Regions from separate parts of the Homo sapiens genome. Here all the other regions are linked to region 1. A link is a contact called in ENCODE Hi-C or POLR2A ChIA-PET data. All regions are on one chromosome and are shown on one strand. The core of a region is the stretch at or near the end of the contact, and the rest is flanking DNA. Distances in the headings are between cores, read along the strand shown. Region 1 holds the start of PIN1 (peptidylprolyl cis/trans isomerase, NIMA-interacting 1). Region 2 holds the start of OLFM2 (olfactomedin 2). Region 3 holds the start of ZNF846 (zinc finger protein 846).

Evidence for each region. A loop is a pair of places that touch in the nucleus more often than their neighbours do. ChIA-PET counts read pairs that join two places held with the same protein, here RNA polymerase II (POLR2A). Pooled maps may share reads with other maps.
Region 2: a loop to region 1 is called in a pooled map, with 3 times the contacts of the local background. The contact joins the promoter of OLFM2 here to the promoter of PIN1 in region 1. A Hi-C loop is called at or near these places in 7 of 50 pooled maps. POLR2A ChIA-PET finds 5 or more read pairs at or near these places in 3 of 52 experiments (AG04449, GM12878 and K562).
Region 3: a map of naive thymus-derived CD4-positive, alpha-beta T cell shows a loop between it and region 1 (8-fold over the local background). The contact joins the promoter of ZNF846 here to the promoter of PIN1 in region 1. A Hi-C loop is called at or near these places in 1 of 168 maps with a recorded cell type or tissue (naive thymus-derived CD4-positive, alpha-beta T cell), 8 of 37 single-sample maps with no recorded cell type and 13 of 50 pooled maps. POLR2A ChIA-PET finds 5 or more read pairs at or near these places in 18 of 52 experiments (B cell, CD4-positive, alpha-beta T cell, CD4-positive, alpha-beta memory T cell and 14 more).

What each region holds. Positions count from the first base shown.
Region 1 is chr19:9,832,450-9,837,152 of GRCh38, reverse strand. PIN1 (peptidylprolyl cis/trans isomerase, NIMA-interacting 1) reads right to left here and starts at 1,835. Exons shown (of 4, transcript NM_006221.4): 1 at 1,751-1,835. The coding sequence starts at 1,808. PIN1-DT (PIN1 divergent transcript) reads left to right here and starts at 2,138. Exons shown (of 2, transcript NR_183873.1): 1 at 2,138-2,289; 2 at 2,475-3,074. RefSeq lists silencers at 1,544-1,763, 1,794-2,133.
Region 2 is chr19:9,933,974-9,938,676 of GRCh38, reverse strand. OLFM2 (olfactomedin 2) reads left to right here and starts at 2,162. Exons shown (of 6, transcript NM_058164.4): 1 at 2,162-2,373. The coding sequence starts at 2,311. RefSeq lists enhancers at 1,143-1,645, 2,312-2,906.
Region 3 is chr19:9,766,289-9,770,991 of GRCh38, reverse strand. It overlaps ZNF846 (zinc finger protein 846), which reads left to right and starts at 2,254. Exons shown (of 6, transcript NM_001077624.3): 1 at 2,254-2,703. RefSeq lists enhancers at 1,970-2,189, 1,461-2,326 and a silencer at 2,270-2,439.

The DNA.
Region 1 (4,703 bases), core at 586-3,085:
TAAAAAATAAAAAATAAAAAATTAGCCATGGGTGGGTGGTACACGCCTGTGGTCTCAGCTACTTGAAAGGCTGAGGTGGGAGGATTGCTTAAGCCTGGGAGGCAGAGGCTGCACTGCAGCCTGAGCCACACAGTGAGACCATCTCCAAAAATAATAATAAGAAAGCACTAAATAAGCTCACACATCTACAAAATGCCTAGGACAGAAACTGGCACACATTAAGAGTGGGATAGCCTTTATTATCTCTATTGTATAGATGGCAAAACGGAGACCTCACCTTTTGCATCTCTGGGAATGGCAGCAGTGGGTAACGCTTCCTGAGTGTTTACTCTGTTCCAGGCACACACAGGGGAAGGCAGGAACTGTACTCAGGTACTTCACACCCGAAAGCTCTGCTCTTAGCTACTACACCGTGCATGGTGTTGCAGAGCTAGGAACCAGCATTACTGGTGGCCCGATGTTACCCAGGGAGTGAGGGGTATGAAGGAGTGAAGACTGTGAACAAGAAACTGGAAGTAAAGACCCTACTGGGTGCCACTCCAAAGGCTGACAGTTCGCCTGGGTGACATGGAGTGTCACCCATAAAGGAAGCCATCAGGGTTGAACTGAGCAGAAACAGCAGAAATGGGCCCAGAGCTGGGCAGAGCATCCGGTTTATGCTGGAGGTCCCAGCCACAGGCCAGGGCTAGAGCAGGGTGGGCGAGAGCGCGGGTTCCAGGTGCAAATGCAGCTGAGCTACTGACTCACTCTAAAACCTTGGCAATGGGCTCTAATCTCCCTGCACCTCAGTTTTCTCATCTGAAAAATGGGGAATAGAGAATAAGGAGATCAAACCTCATGGGGTTAATGAGGAGAGTCCATGTATCCAAACAGTTCACCAGAACCTGGCACTCAACCAAGGAGAATTATTATTGCAAATGCGATTGCTATGGGCTCTAGAGGCAGCAGAGTGACTCGGGACCTGCCCACAGATGCTGGGCCTGCTCCTCAGGAGTTTGCAGTGACACGGGGAGGGGGATTTGTAGGCAAACTGCCTAGGTCCTAATCCAACCCCCGGCCCCTGAAATGAATGATCTTGGACGAGTTCCTTCAGTTTTCTGACCTCAGTTTCCTTGCTGGTAAGGTGGAAGTAATAACTACCTGGCTCCCAGAGTTGCGGCAATTCAGAGAGAACTTAAAGCGCTTGACACAGAGAAAAACATGCCCTGTTACTGGCAATATTATCATTGTGGCTAACCCTTAAATCGGGCCTAAGCACAGGGGCCATCGTCTGGCAGAATGTCACGGGCGATGTCGCAGACTCAGCATTAGGTGTACACAGTAGGGGTGTTAGCAGGGGTAGGTTGTGGACCCGAGGCCGGGCAACACCCTACGCCCTTTGCAGGGTACTGGGGTGTCTCCCTCCCAGGGGTGCCCCCGGGCCCAGCAAGGTGCAGAGACGTCCCCCGGGGTGTCAGGTGCATTAGGCCGAGAGGTATCAGCCGGGCCGGCAGGGCCAGGGCCATCGCCCCGGACTCCCCGGACCCTCACCCGCCCAGCCCCCTGCCTCAGCTTCCTCAGGCTTCCCGGCGGCTCCTGAGGCTCGCAGTCCCCACAACAGGGCGGGCCGGGGCCGTTACCCCGGGGACGACGCGGAAGAGCCAGGACCCCATGGGAGGGAGGCAGCGCTGCCGCCGCGCCCAAGGGGCGAGCTCGAGCCCTGCTTACGCGGGCCCGCGCAGTCCCGCCCCAGCCCCGACCCCCGCGGCACCTGAGCTGCGGCTCATGCGCTTCTCCCAGCCGGGCGGCAGCTTCTCCTCGTCCGCCATCTTCCCTCCTGCCGCAGCGCCTGCTCCGCCTCAGCTGCGCCGCCTGTCGCCCGCGCCCGCCCGCCGCCGCTGCCTATTGGCTAGACGCGCTCTGCAACGGGGCCTGGCGGCGACGCCCATTGGGCTCCCTAACGGTCCGGATTGGCTTTCTGGCCTTCTATTGGGTAGAAGAAAGGCTGGGCGGACCCTCCCACGTTATCCCTGCGCCCCGCCCCCGGCCAGCCTCAGCCTGGCCCCGCCCACTCGCTCTCCTCGGCTCCTGAGTGGTCCGAAGCGACGCGGGCCCGCCCTTCTCAACGCCCTTTAGCGAGCGCCAAAAAACTCCCGACCCCTTCTTGGCGCGCGTCGCCGCAGAGCCCACCCAGGCGGGATAGAGCTTATGGATTGGCTAATGCCGCAGCAACTCCCGCCTGCCTGAGCTGTTCCCGGAGGTCCGCAAGCCCCCAGCCCTCCCATGCGGAAGAGTCTGGCTGGTGCAGAGGTAACGGCGGTCCAGGAGGTACTTGGGCGGGGCGGTGCTGCCTCTGCTGTTGCCATAGCAATGCAGTTGCCTTGGAGATGAGCACCTAAGTACCCGATGCTTAAATTTGGCTCCTCCATCCTCCCTCTTCCCACCTGTTTCCCACAGATGTCCAAAGCTAACCCAGCCTCTTTTATTTTTTGCAGGGCTCAACTTTTCCCTAGGCTCTGGACCCAAAGGCCTTCCACGTCCTTTGGAACCTGCTTACTTCCTTTATTCCCTCGCAGTCTGGCTCCTTCCTCCATCCTGGGTGACCAGTGGGTGCCGACATTGACATTCATATAAGAACACGGAGGAGGTGCAGGTGGGAGGAGATGGGCTCAGTTTTAGCCAACTTAAAATAGAGTCTGCAGAGCCCGTGGGACACAGGGGAGGTATTTGGGGACCCAGAGTTGGGGAACTGTGGGTAGATATGGGAGTTGAAGACACTGACAGCAAAGGGTGCAACTACAGTTCACCTAGCATAGAACCCTATGTGACCGTTAAAAAGAATGAGGCTCAGTGAAGTGAACTCATAGGGAAACCTGCCCACAACAAATTAGACGCAGGATGCAGTAGAAGGCTAAGAGAAGTCTGGAGCCAGACTTGGGTTTAAAGCCTGGGACTGACACTTGCTATGCGACCTTGAACTGATTACTTAACGTTACTCTGTACTTCGGTTTCCCAATCTGCAAAGCGGGGATAAGCAATTACATCCTTCTGTTTGATGTGAACATTAAATAAATTAATCCACATAAAGCACTCAAGCCAGGCTCGGTGGCTCACACCTGTAATCCCAGCACTTTGGAAGGCCGAGGTGGGTGGATAACCTGAAGTCAGGAGTTCGAGACCAGCCTGGCCAACATGGTGAAACCCTGTCTTTACTAAAAATACAAAAATTAGCCAGGCGTGATAGTGGGCACCTTTAATTCCAGCTACTCGGGTGGTTGAGACAGGAGAATTACTTGAACCTGGAAGGCGGAGGTTGCAGTGAGCCGAGATCGCACCACTGCACTCCAGCGTAGGTGACAGAGCGAGACTCCATCTCAAAAAACAAAAAAAGTTTAAGTTTTAATAGAACATTTTTTACAAGTATTAGCATAATATTAAAAAGATACTTTTTATAAAGATAATTTTAGACATGGGCAGTTACAAAAACAGTAGGGTTTTCATGTACCCTTCACCCAAACTTCCCTAATATTAGCGTCTTAAATAAACAATAGAACAGAATTCTCAACCAGTAGCGATTTTGTTTCCCAAGGGACATTTGGCAACATCTTGATACATTTTTGGTTGTTACAACACCTTCAGACATTTTGGAACAGGAGATACTACTGGCTACTGGCATTTAGTATTAGATGCCAAGGATGCTGCTAACATCCTTCAAGGCACAGCCCCCACCAAAAGAATTATCCAATCCAAGGGCTGAGTGTGGTGGCTCACACCTGTAATCCAGGGCTTTGGGAGCCCAAGGCAGGAGGATCGCTTGAGCCCAGAGTTGGGGACCAGCCTGGGCAACATGGCAAGACCCTATCTCTACAAAAATAATTCACTGGGTGTGGTGGCACGTGCCTGTAATCCCAGCTACTTGGGAGGCTGAGGTGGGAGGATCTCTTGAGTCTAGGAGTTAAGAGGCTGCAATTAGCCATAATCTTGCCACAGCACTCTAGCCTGGGTGACAGAGGGAGACTCTGTCTCAAAAAATAAATAAATAAATAAAAATAAAAGGCTGGGTGCGGTGGCTCACGCCTGTAATCCCACCACTTTGGGAGGCCAAGGTGGGTGGATCAAGAGGTCAGGAGTTCAAGACCAGCCTGGCCAAGATGGTGAAAACCCATCTCTACTAAAAATACGAAAATTAGGTGTGGTGGCGGGCGCATGTAATCCCAGCTACTCGGGAGGCTGAGGCGGAGAATTGCTTGAACCCCTGGAGTGGAGCTTTCAGTGAGCCAAGATCGTGCCACTGCACTCCAGCCTGTCTCAAAAAAAAAAAAAAAAAAAAAAAATCCAACCCAAAAAAGTCAACAATGCCAAAGCTTAGAAACCCTGCTATAATATAATTATCAACACTAAGAAACCAATATCAATATAATACTATTAACTAAACCACAAATTCCCCCCAATCCTGTTTTCCCACTAGTGTTTTTATGTTCCAGGATGGGTGCTCACTGTTCCTGGAGTGTCACTGTTTCTGGTCCCTCTAAGTGGATAGAGCAAGGAAATATACATATGTATACACACATCTATATGTATCAATATATCTGTTAAACGAAAACCATGAATTCAGACTGATGCCTCCAAATCCAGTCCTACAAGGTTCATTTTAAGCATTCCCATCTCCTGTTTTATTTGTAACTTCCTTCTCCACAGTGAGACACCCAGCTCTCATTATCTAC
Region 2 (4,703 bases), core at 913-3,412, 100 kb before region 1:
TGTTTTATCCCCAGTAGGGTTGAGACAGGAATGATCCAGGGTGGTCACAGGCAGCCGTTTCACATGACTAGAGGCTATGGGCTGATAAGATCCTGAAAACCAGGGTGTGGACCAAGCTGGCTAAGACCTACTGGACCCAACATGGCGTTACATTCTACCTAGGTTTCACCTAGGATCTCATTATGTACTCATTAAAATACTAAAATTACCCACCCACCAGCGCCCTTGACAATTCCAGGGACACCCAAATTTGGTGTAAAAGTGGGTGGCACCACAGTCCACCTTTTTCCAGTTTTCATGAATATTCCATCCCTTGGTTAAAGAGATACACAGTGGCCTGTTGTGGTGGCTCACGCCTGTAATCTCAGCACTTTGGGAGGCCAAGGCGGGTGGATCACGAGGTCAGGAGTTTGAGACCAGGCTGGCCAATATGGTGAAACCCTGTCTCTACTAAAAACACAAAAAATTAGCCGGCTGTGATGGCGCACACCTGTAATCCCAGCTACTCAGGAGGCTGAGGCAGGAGAATTGCTTGAACCTGGGAGGCAGAGGTTGCAGTGAGCCGAGATCACACCACTGCACTCCAGCCTGGGTGACAGAGCGAGACTTTGTCTCAAAAAAAAAAAAAAAAAAAAAAAAAAAGAGACACATAAAGGTAGCAGTCCCAAACCACCTTGCCCATCTCTCTCTCTTAAGTACGCCCACTCCCTTTTCTCAAGTGTGGACTTTTCCCTTAACAAAAAAATCTCCGAACTTTTCATGATTTTCTGATTCCTCCTTGAATTCATTCTTGCGATGGTGTTAAGAGCCTGGACACCAGCTGGGGTCGAGGCCCCACCAGCGTCTGGGGAGACCCCTCCTAGCCCAACAGTATCAGGGTCACAAAAATGCCAGGCTTCCTGGCCTCGCATATTTTATGCCCGATTTCTTTCCAATCTGACTTATTTGCCCGCCCCCCTCCTCCACCTCTGCCTACATATATCCGAATCCCTAGAGGGGCTGTGGGGAGGAAAGACGACTAGGGACACTTTTTTTTTTTTTTTTTTTTTGAGACAAGGTTTGCTCCTGTTGCCCAGGCTGGAGTGCAATGGCACGATCTCTGCTCACTGCAACCTCTGCCTCCCGGGTTCAAGCGATTCTCCTGTCTCAGCCTCCCGAGTAGCTGGGATTCCAGGCATGCACCACCACGCCCGGCTAATTTTTGTATGTTTTAGTAGAGGTGGGGTTTTGCCATGTTGGCCAGGCTGGTCTTGAACTCCTGACCTCAGATGATCCACCCTCCTCAGCCTCCCAAATTGCTGGAATTACAGGCGTGAGCCACCGCGCCCGGCCTAGGGAGACTTTTGGAGGAGTGAGAGGCAGAGAAAGGCTGGAAAGCCTCCCGAAAGTGAGGCTAGACAAGGACGCCCTTCATATGCAAATGGCTTCGCGTGGAGGCGGTGTTAATATTTTGATTCTCTCGGGGGATGTGGTCTTTCATCTTGGGCTATTGAAACAGGGAGCGAAGAGAAACTCTTCCAGGTGTGGCGGAGGCGGGGAGGCTTCCAGCGGGAGGACTGGTGGGGAAATGGGGCGCCCGGGGAGAGTGAAAACGAGACGCCCCTTTTTGAGGCCAAGCCCACCCACGTGGCCATTTCCATTGGCCTCTTGCCTGATTCTCGGTCTCCTGTCCCCCCAACCTCAATTTTTTCCTCTTATTCCCCGTCTCCATCTATGCCTCACCCCTCTTGTCCTGGCATTGACCCCTCCTCCAACTTCCAATTTCAGATTCTGCCTCAGTTTCCCTGTTGACTCTTGAGTTTTTAGGGAGGGGGCGTTCATCATTTCCCCTCTCTGCTACCAGGCCTTCCTCCTATTCCTCTCCCCCAACCATTCGTCCCCGTCCCACCTGCAACGTGGGAAATGCCCCCGGAGGGTGAAATTTACAAACACGTGACGGGCACCCCTCCCCCACCTCCGCGACCCGCTCCCGGAATGGCCTGGGGGTTGGGGGGCGCTGCCAAGTCCTGTCCTCAGGTCCCCTCGCCGGCGCTGGCTCCCCCACTTCCCCGCCCCCACCCCCCCACCCGACCCTGCTCGAGCTGCTCCCGAAGAGGAGCTGGGGGCGGGGCGGGGGGCGGAGCCCGCAACAAAGACTCGGAGCGAGCGAGGGGGCGGGGGTGGGGCGGAATCCCGGCCGCCGGCGAGGCGGGGGAGGCGGCGGCGCAGGGTCGCCCCGGCCGGGCGGGCGGGGTCGCGCCTGGTGGCGGTCCCCGCGCCGAGGCGCCGCTAGGGCGGGCGGGGGTCGGGACGCCGGGCTAGGGGCGCGTCATGTGGCCGCTCACGGTCCCGCCGCCGCTGCTGCTGCTGCTGTGCTCAGGCCTGGCCGGACAGGTAGGGGCCCGGCGGGCAGGTGCGGGCGCGGGTGGCTCCGGGAGAGGAGGGGGGCGCGGAGGGTTCCCGGAGAAACGGGGTTGGGAGGCTCCACAAGCCCCCCCAGCTGCAGGGCGGCGAGGGGCGGGGGTCGCAGCGGGGGAGGGGCCGGGACGTGCACTCTCTGGCTTGGGAGAGGACGAGGGGGGCTTCAAATCCAGCCTCAAGCTGGGCTGGTTTGGGGGGTGGCGTCTTTGGGGTTCTCAACCCCTCCATGGCCCCGAGCCCCCACCCCGCCATCTCGCTGGAGCTGAATGGGGTTGGGAGGGAAACTTCAGGGGGCATTGGAGGGGGGCGGTTGCTTACCCTTGACTTCCTCTTCGGGGCCGAGATGCCCAGTTTCTGAAGCCCTCCACTCCTCGCCTGCAGCCCCCAGTGTGGGGCAGGGGACGGGACTCACGTGAGAGTGACTGACGGGGACGCGTGTGAAATGCTGTGGGGGTGCAGGGTAAACGTGTGTGTCTTTGTGTCGTGGTTGGGTGTGACCGGGGGGAGTTTGTGTGTGTGGCGGTTGGGGGGCTTGTCCAACTAGTGCCCGAGTTGGGGTGTGATCAGTACGTGAGACAGAGTCTGTGTGTGACCGTGTCCTCATTACTGGCTCCAGATGACTGGGTGTTGTACAATACGTGTGTGGCCAGGTGTGTGGCCGTGTGAGAGCCTTGGAGTGAGCGTGTGCTATTCTGTACCTTTGGGTAAATCACTCTAAAAGGGTGTGTGTGTGTGCAAGCGCTGTGTGTGCAAACGTGTCCATCCATGCACGTGTGTGTGTGTATCTTGGTGCCTTGCTCACAACCGCACACGCCATTCATACCCTTACAGAAGCGGGTCTCCCTCCCCATGGCACCTTTCTCTTGGGCAGGCTCAGGGAGGCTTGCAAAATGTGGGGCGTCCACGCTCTCTTTTGCTATTGGAAAGCCCCTCTCCTCCTCCATCTTGGGAGTGAGAGCACCCCCAAGTTCTCAGATCTGTAGGAGTTCACAGGGAAGCTGGGATCAAAAATAATAAAATAGTCATTATGATAACAGTGATCATTCATTACGTGCTAATTTGAGAGGTGCTGTTTCAATCACACAGCACAGACTAAGGCATTTAACCCCCTCTGCCTCCTCCCTACTAGAGCATGGTATTGTTACCTCATTTTATGGATGGGGAAACTGAGGCGCAGAAAAGTTAAATCACTTGCTCAAGCTCGAGAGTGACAGAGGTGGGACTGAACCGAGGCAGTCCGGCTCCTGAGCCCACACGATTACCCTCTTGTTAAATAATCCGCTCCATGGGTGTGGACAGCGTCCGTGAAGACATTGCTAGGTGGGCTTTTAGGTAGATAGGCAGGGGAGAAACAATTTGGGCACCTTCCCCTTATCAAGAAAAGAATCAGACCCTTGTGCTCACCCCGAGGGGGGTGTTGGGAGGAATGGAGGTTAGACTCCAGATAGAAGGATTTCCAGGCCACGAGGAGAGATTGTGGGGTCCCCTCCCTCGCTCCTCCATTTCCCCACGCATCTCAGCACCCACGCGCTGGGTGGGATAGGGAGTGTGCCCAGCCCCAGGCATGAGGACACACACAATAGGTACTCAATGGATGTGTGAGCCTGAGAGAAGCCAAGAGACACACCTGGGAGACGAGAGACCAAAAGAGGCACACACTTGAGAAACCAGTGGAAAAAAAATGAGCCAGGAATCAAGTTGAATTATCCTTGACCTAGCAGAGGAGACAGAGAACCACCCCCTGTGGCTTCTCCTCCACTCCCTGCTAGGGGGGCACTAGATTTTCTGGCTTCTCACCAAGATTGGCTAGGATGCCAGAGTTTGCTGCCAGAATTGCAATTGGAGGGTGACTCCTACAGCCCCCAGGGCTGGGAGGGAGTTGCTTTGGGGGCGGGACTAACGAGGTCAGTGGAGGCGGGGCTAAAGGACAACGGGGGCGTGGCCAAATGAGGTAATCCGTTAGGGCGGGGCTGGTGGAATCCTGCCGCGGGCTGCAGTGCCTCCAGGCGGCCACCGCGGGAACTACATGGTTGTGAAACAGTCTCGGCGCCCCATACACCCCCTTGGCGTTGGCCCACCAAGCCTGGCACCCCAGGGAAGGGAGGGGTCTGCAGAGAGGATGCTCTACCCACTCTTCGCTCCCTCCATCACTTTCCAAAGACTTCTTCCCTGTCCCTGATGGGCCCAGGGGTCCTTCCTAGAAATCATTGGTTAATCCATTCAATGAACAGATATGATTATGCACTGGGGATACAGCCACCAACTGAGTCATCAAATCCCTGCTCTCCTGGAGTTGACCTAGC
Region 3 (4,703 bases), core at 1,005-3,504, 67 kb after region 1:
CAAAGGCTATTGAAATAAAAAATAAATAAATAAATAAACCTTTTTCCATTTTGGTTTACATTTATATTCTTTTTCTAGGTTTTATTTTTTGAGCTGGGGATTTATTTTTTATTTTTTATTTTTTTGAGACAGTTGTGCTCAGTTGCCCAGGCTGAAGTGCCGTGGCGCCATCTCAGCTCACTGCAACCTCCGCCTCCCAGGTTCAAGTGATTCTCCTGCCTCAGCCTCCCGAGAAGCTGGGATTACAGGTGCGCACCACCACGCCCTGCTGGTTTTTGTATTTTTTAGTAGAGACCGTGTTTCACCATGTTGGCCAGGCTGGTCTTAAACTCCTGTCCTCAGGTGATCCGCCTGCCTCGGCCTCCCAAAATGCTGGGATTACAGGTGTGAGCCACTGCACCCAGCTATTCTTATTTTTATTGACAAAAGTGTTTAGGAATATGAATGTTCCTTTGACCACTGCTTAAAATGCGTCTTGTATTATCCAAAAAAGCCAAAAAAAAAAAAAAAAGAGAAAACCCAATATCCAACAACTGATGTTATGATACAGCCATACAATGGAATCTTATTTAGTAAAAAAAAATTAAGTACTGATACATGCTAATTGGATGAACCTTGAAAACATTGAATGAAACAAGCCAAACACCACGTGTTTTATATTCTAATTCTACAGGCAATATCTACAGTAGGCAATCTATACAGACAGAAAGATTAGCTGTTGCTTTGGACTCTGGGGGTGGGGGTGGGGCTGGATGAGCAGATTGGGTGATCATGGCTAGGGTACTGGGTTTATTTTTGTGGTCATGAAAATGTTCTAAAATTGATTGTGATGATCGATGCACAAATATATGAATATACAAAAAGCCACGAAACTGTACACTTTAAACAGGTTAATTGTATGCTATGATAATTGTATCACAACAAAACTAAAGGCCTAAAGAAGGAACTGAATGTATCAGAGGCACAGAGCATTTTATGGATTAACAGGTTAATCTTTTTTTTTTTTTTTTTGAGACGGAGTCTCACTCTGTCGCCCAGGCTGGAGTACTGTGGCATCGTATCAGCTCACTGCAACCTCAGTCTCCTAGGTTCAAGCAATTCTCCTGCCTCAGCCTCTCGAGTAGCTGGGATTACAGGCGCCCACCACCACACCCGGCTATTTTTTAAAAAATATTTTTAGTAGAGATGGGGTTTCGGCATGTTGGCCAGGCTGGTCTCGAACTCCTGAACTCACGTGTTCCACCCGCCTCGGCTTCCCAAAGTGCTGGGATTACAGGCGTGAGCCACTGCCCCCAGCCCCATCAGGTTAATCTTTCAAACAGGGTGTCGCTGGTCTCGAACTCCTGGGCTCAAGCGATTCTCCCGCAGTAGCTAGGACTACAGCGGGATTATCTTTGTAAATATGTTTATATCCCTGCAGAGGGTTGAAGAAACAAGGAGAAAATCCTGCAGAAAAGAATTTCCCTAGGGTGGTGGCTCACGCCTATAATCCCAGCACTTTGGGAGGCCAAGGTGGAAGGATCACTGGAGCCCAGGAGTTCCAGATCAGCCTGGGTAACAAAGAGAGACCCTGTCTCTACAAAAAAATAAAAATAAAATAAAAATAAATTAGCCAGGCGTGGTGGCACACACCTGTGGTCCAAGCTGCTTGGGAGGCCGAGGGGGGAGGATCCTTTAGGCTCAGGAGTTCGAGACCAGCCTAGGGAACACAGTGAGACCCAAGTGTCTAGAAAAAGATAACTTAGCTGGGCGTGATGGGCCCAACTGTGGTCCAAGCTACTCCGGAGGCCGAGGCGGGAGGATAGCTTCAGCGCAGGAATTCCAGGCTGCAATGATCTATGACCGAGCCACTGCACTCCAGCCTAGGCGACAGACCGGAGCCTTATCTCAAAAAACTAAAAAGAGAAATTAAAAAAGAAAAGAAAAGCACTCGATGAGCATCCCGCTGTCTGCAATCGAAGCCTTAGGTGACGCCTCCACGCGTGCCCCGCCCGCTGCGCCAGTCCCCGCCTCCAACCCGGCCCTTGGCGCTGGGTTTCCTGGTCCGGCGTCGTTCCCAATATCGACAGATTGATCTGGATCCTGGTCCACCTGGGATGCGAGAAAACGGGACTTTTCTGTACGCGTGTCGAAGAGGTGGCCCCAGCTCTTCTCTCAGCTTCACATCATCCTCATTCCAAAGCTCTTGGGGCTCGGCCCCTACACTTAATGCCGTGCGCAACCGGAAGCGGAAGTGCCAGCCGGCGCGCAGCTATACGTATTCCCCGCTCTCCAGCAGCTTCCTAGCTGGGTTTTCACCTCAGCCAGCGCTCATGCTCAACCTAGGCAGGGCGGGGCAGGAGGGCCTAGCGGGAGGCGGAGCGAGGGTCGGAGGGTGACGCTCCGGACTTCTGCTAGGTCTGAGACGCGCCGGCCTCCCGCTGCTGCTCCGGAGAAGCGGCGCCTCCTCCCCGCCAGGACCCCGAGGCGGGGGGTTCCCGCCTTCTCTTCTGAGCGCCTCTTCCCGCTGCGCCCGCATCAGTCTGGGCCTGGCCCAGGGTCCCCGGTGGAGACGTGTTTTTTTCTCCAACCACCGTGCCCCTCTGTTTAAAAGCAGCCAGTCAACCTTTGTGTCCTTTCTCCAGAAGGAAAAGCATCTCAGCTGTTGTGGAAAAGGGCCCCAGCGTCCTCTTGTCACCGACAGGGCGATTGCAGTGCGTTCCGGTGAGCCCTGGACGGAGGAGATGATCTGGCTGTGGGAGGGCATCGCTTATTGAAGTTTGCGAAATTGCTCAGCAGTTAAATGCTTTGTCAAGTGTGCAGGAGTTGTAGGTTTATAGAAATAAAAGCAAATATTGCCACAGTTATAAAGCAAAGTAGCAATACTCCGCTGTGTTTTTGAGATCAAAAGCAGCTGAACTTCCTAGGTCAGTACCTCCCAAAGAGCTTCAAAACGGAGGGGCTTCCAGGAAGTAGGATGCCGCCTTCATTATACCAGTATCAGAAATTACAGTTGTATTAACTGTGAAAGAGACATGTTTTGATTCAGCGTTTTTCCTCTCGTATATATACATATTTTGAGACGGAGTTTCGCTCTTATTGCCCAGGCTGGAGTGCAATGGCGTGATATAGGCTCACTGTAAACTCTGTCTCCCGGTCCAAGCGATTCTCCTGCCTCAGCATGCTGAGTAACTGGGATTACAGGCATGTGCCACCACGCCCGGCTAATTTTGCATTTTTAGTAGAGACGGGGTTTCACCATGTTGGTTGGGCTGGTCTCGAACTCCTGACCTCGTGATCCACCCTCCTCGGACTCCCAAAGTGCTGGAATTACAGGTATAAGCCACCGCGCCTGGCCTTCCCCCTCATATATTTTTATTTATTTATTTACGTTTTAAAGACAGGGTCTTGGTTTGTTGCCCAGGCTATCTGTAGATTGAATATTCTAAACCAAAGAAAATGTGAAAGGCCAGAATATTGAACACCTATTATATATCCTTGTTGTAGACTGATCATTTGTTAATATTTTGCATGTTTTCTGTTTCTTTGCATCTCTTGTGTAGATCAATGTGTATTGGCCGGGTGCGGTAACTTAAACACCTGTAATCCTGGCACTTTGGGAGGCCGAGGTGGGCGGTTCACCTGAGGTTGGGAGTTCCAGACCAGCCCGACCAACATGGAGAAACCCTGTCTCTACTAAAAATACAAAATTAGCCAGGTGTGGTGGGGCATGCCTGTAATCTTAGCTACTCGGGAGGCTGAGGCAGGAGAATCGCTTGAACCCGGGAGGCAGAGGTTGTGGTGAGCTGAGATCGTGGCAATGCACTACAGCCTGGGCAACAAGAGCAAAACACCGTCTAAATAAATAAATAAATAAATAAAACTAGGCCGGGCACAGTGGCTCACCCCTGTAATCCCAGCACTTTGGGAAGCAGAAGCAGGAGGAGCCACTGAAGCTATGAGTTTGAGACAAGCTGGGACAACATAGTGAGACCCCATCTCTACAAAAAAAAAAATAAATAAATAAAAGCATAACTAAAGTCAGTGACAATATCAAGTCTTCTTTAAGATGTGCATGCATTGCTGAAGAGAACACTTTTTTTTTTTTTTTTTTGAGACAGAGTCTTGCTCTGTTGCCAGGCTGGAGTGCAGTGGCATGATCTCGGCTCACTGCAACCTCCACCTCCCGGGTTCAAGTGCTTCTCCTGCCTTGGCCTCCCGAGTAGCTGGAACTACAGGTGCATGCCACCATGCCCAGCTAATTTTTGTATTTTTAGTAGAGATGGGGTTTCACCATGTTGGCCAGGATGGGTTTCACCATGTTGGCCAGGATGGTCTCCATCTCTTGACCTTGTGATCCACTCACCTCGGCCTCCCAAAGTGCTGGGATTACAGGCGTGAGCCACCATGCCCAGCTACATTTTAAAACAGTGACAACTAAATATGGACTTGGTGATGCAACATGCATACGTGTGCCAGGCTAAATGTAAAAGTTATTTATCACATTATTTGAAATAGCCTAAATTAGGAACAACCCAAATGTGGATCCACAGAATGGGTGAATTGTGGCATATTTCTGTGGCTTTTTTTTTTTTTTTTTGTGACAGAGTCTTGCTCTGTCACCAGGCTGGAGTGCAGTGGCGCAATCTTGGCTCACTGTAATTTCTGTCTTCCTGGTTCAAGTGATTCTCTTGCCTTAGCCTCCCGAGTAGCTGGGATTACAG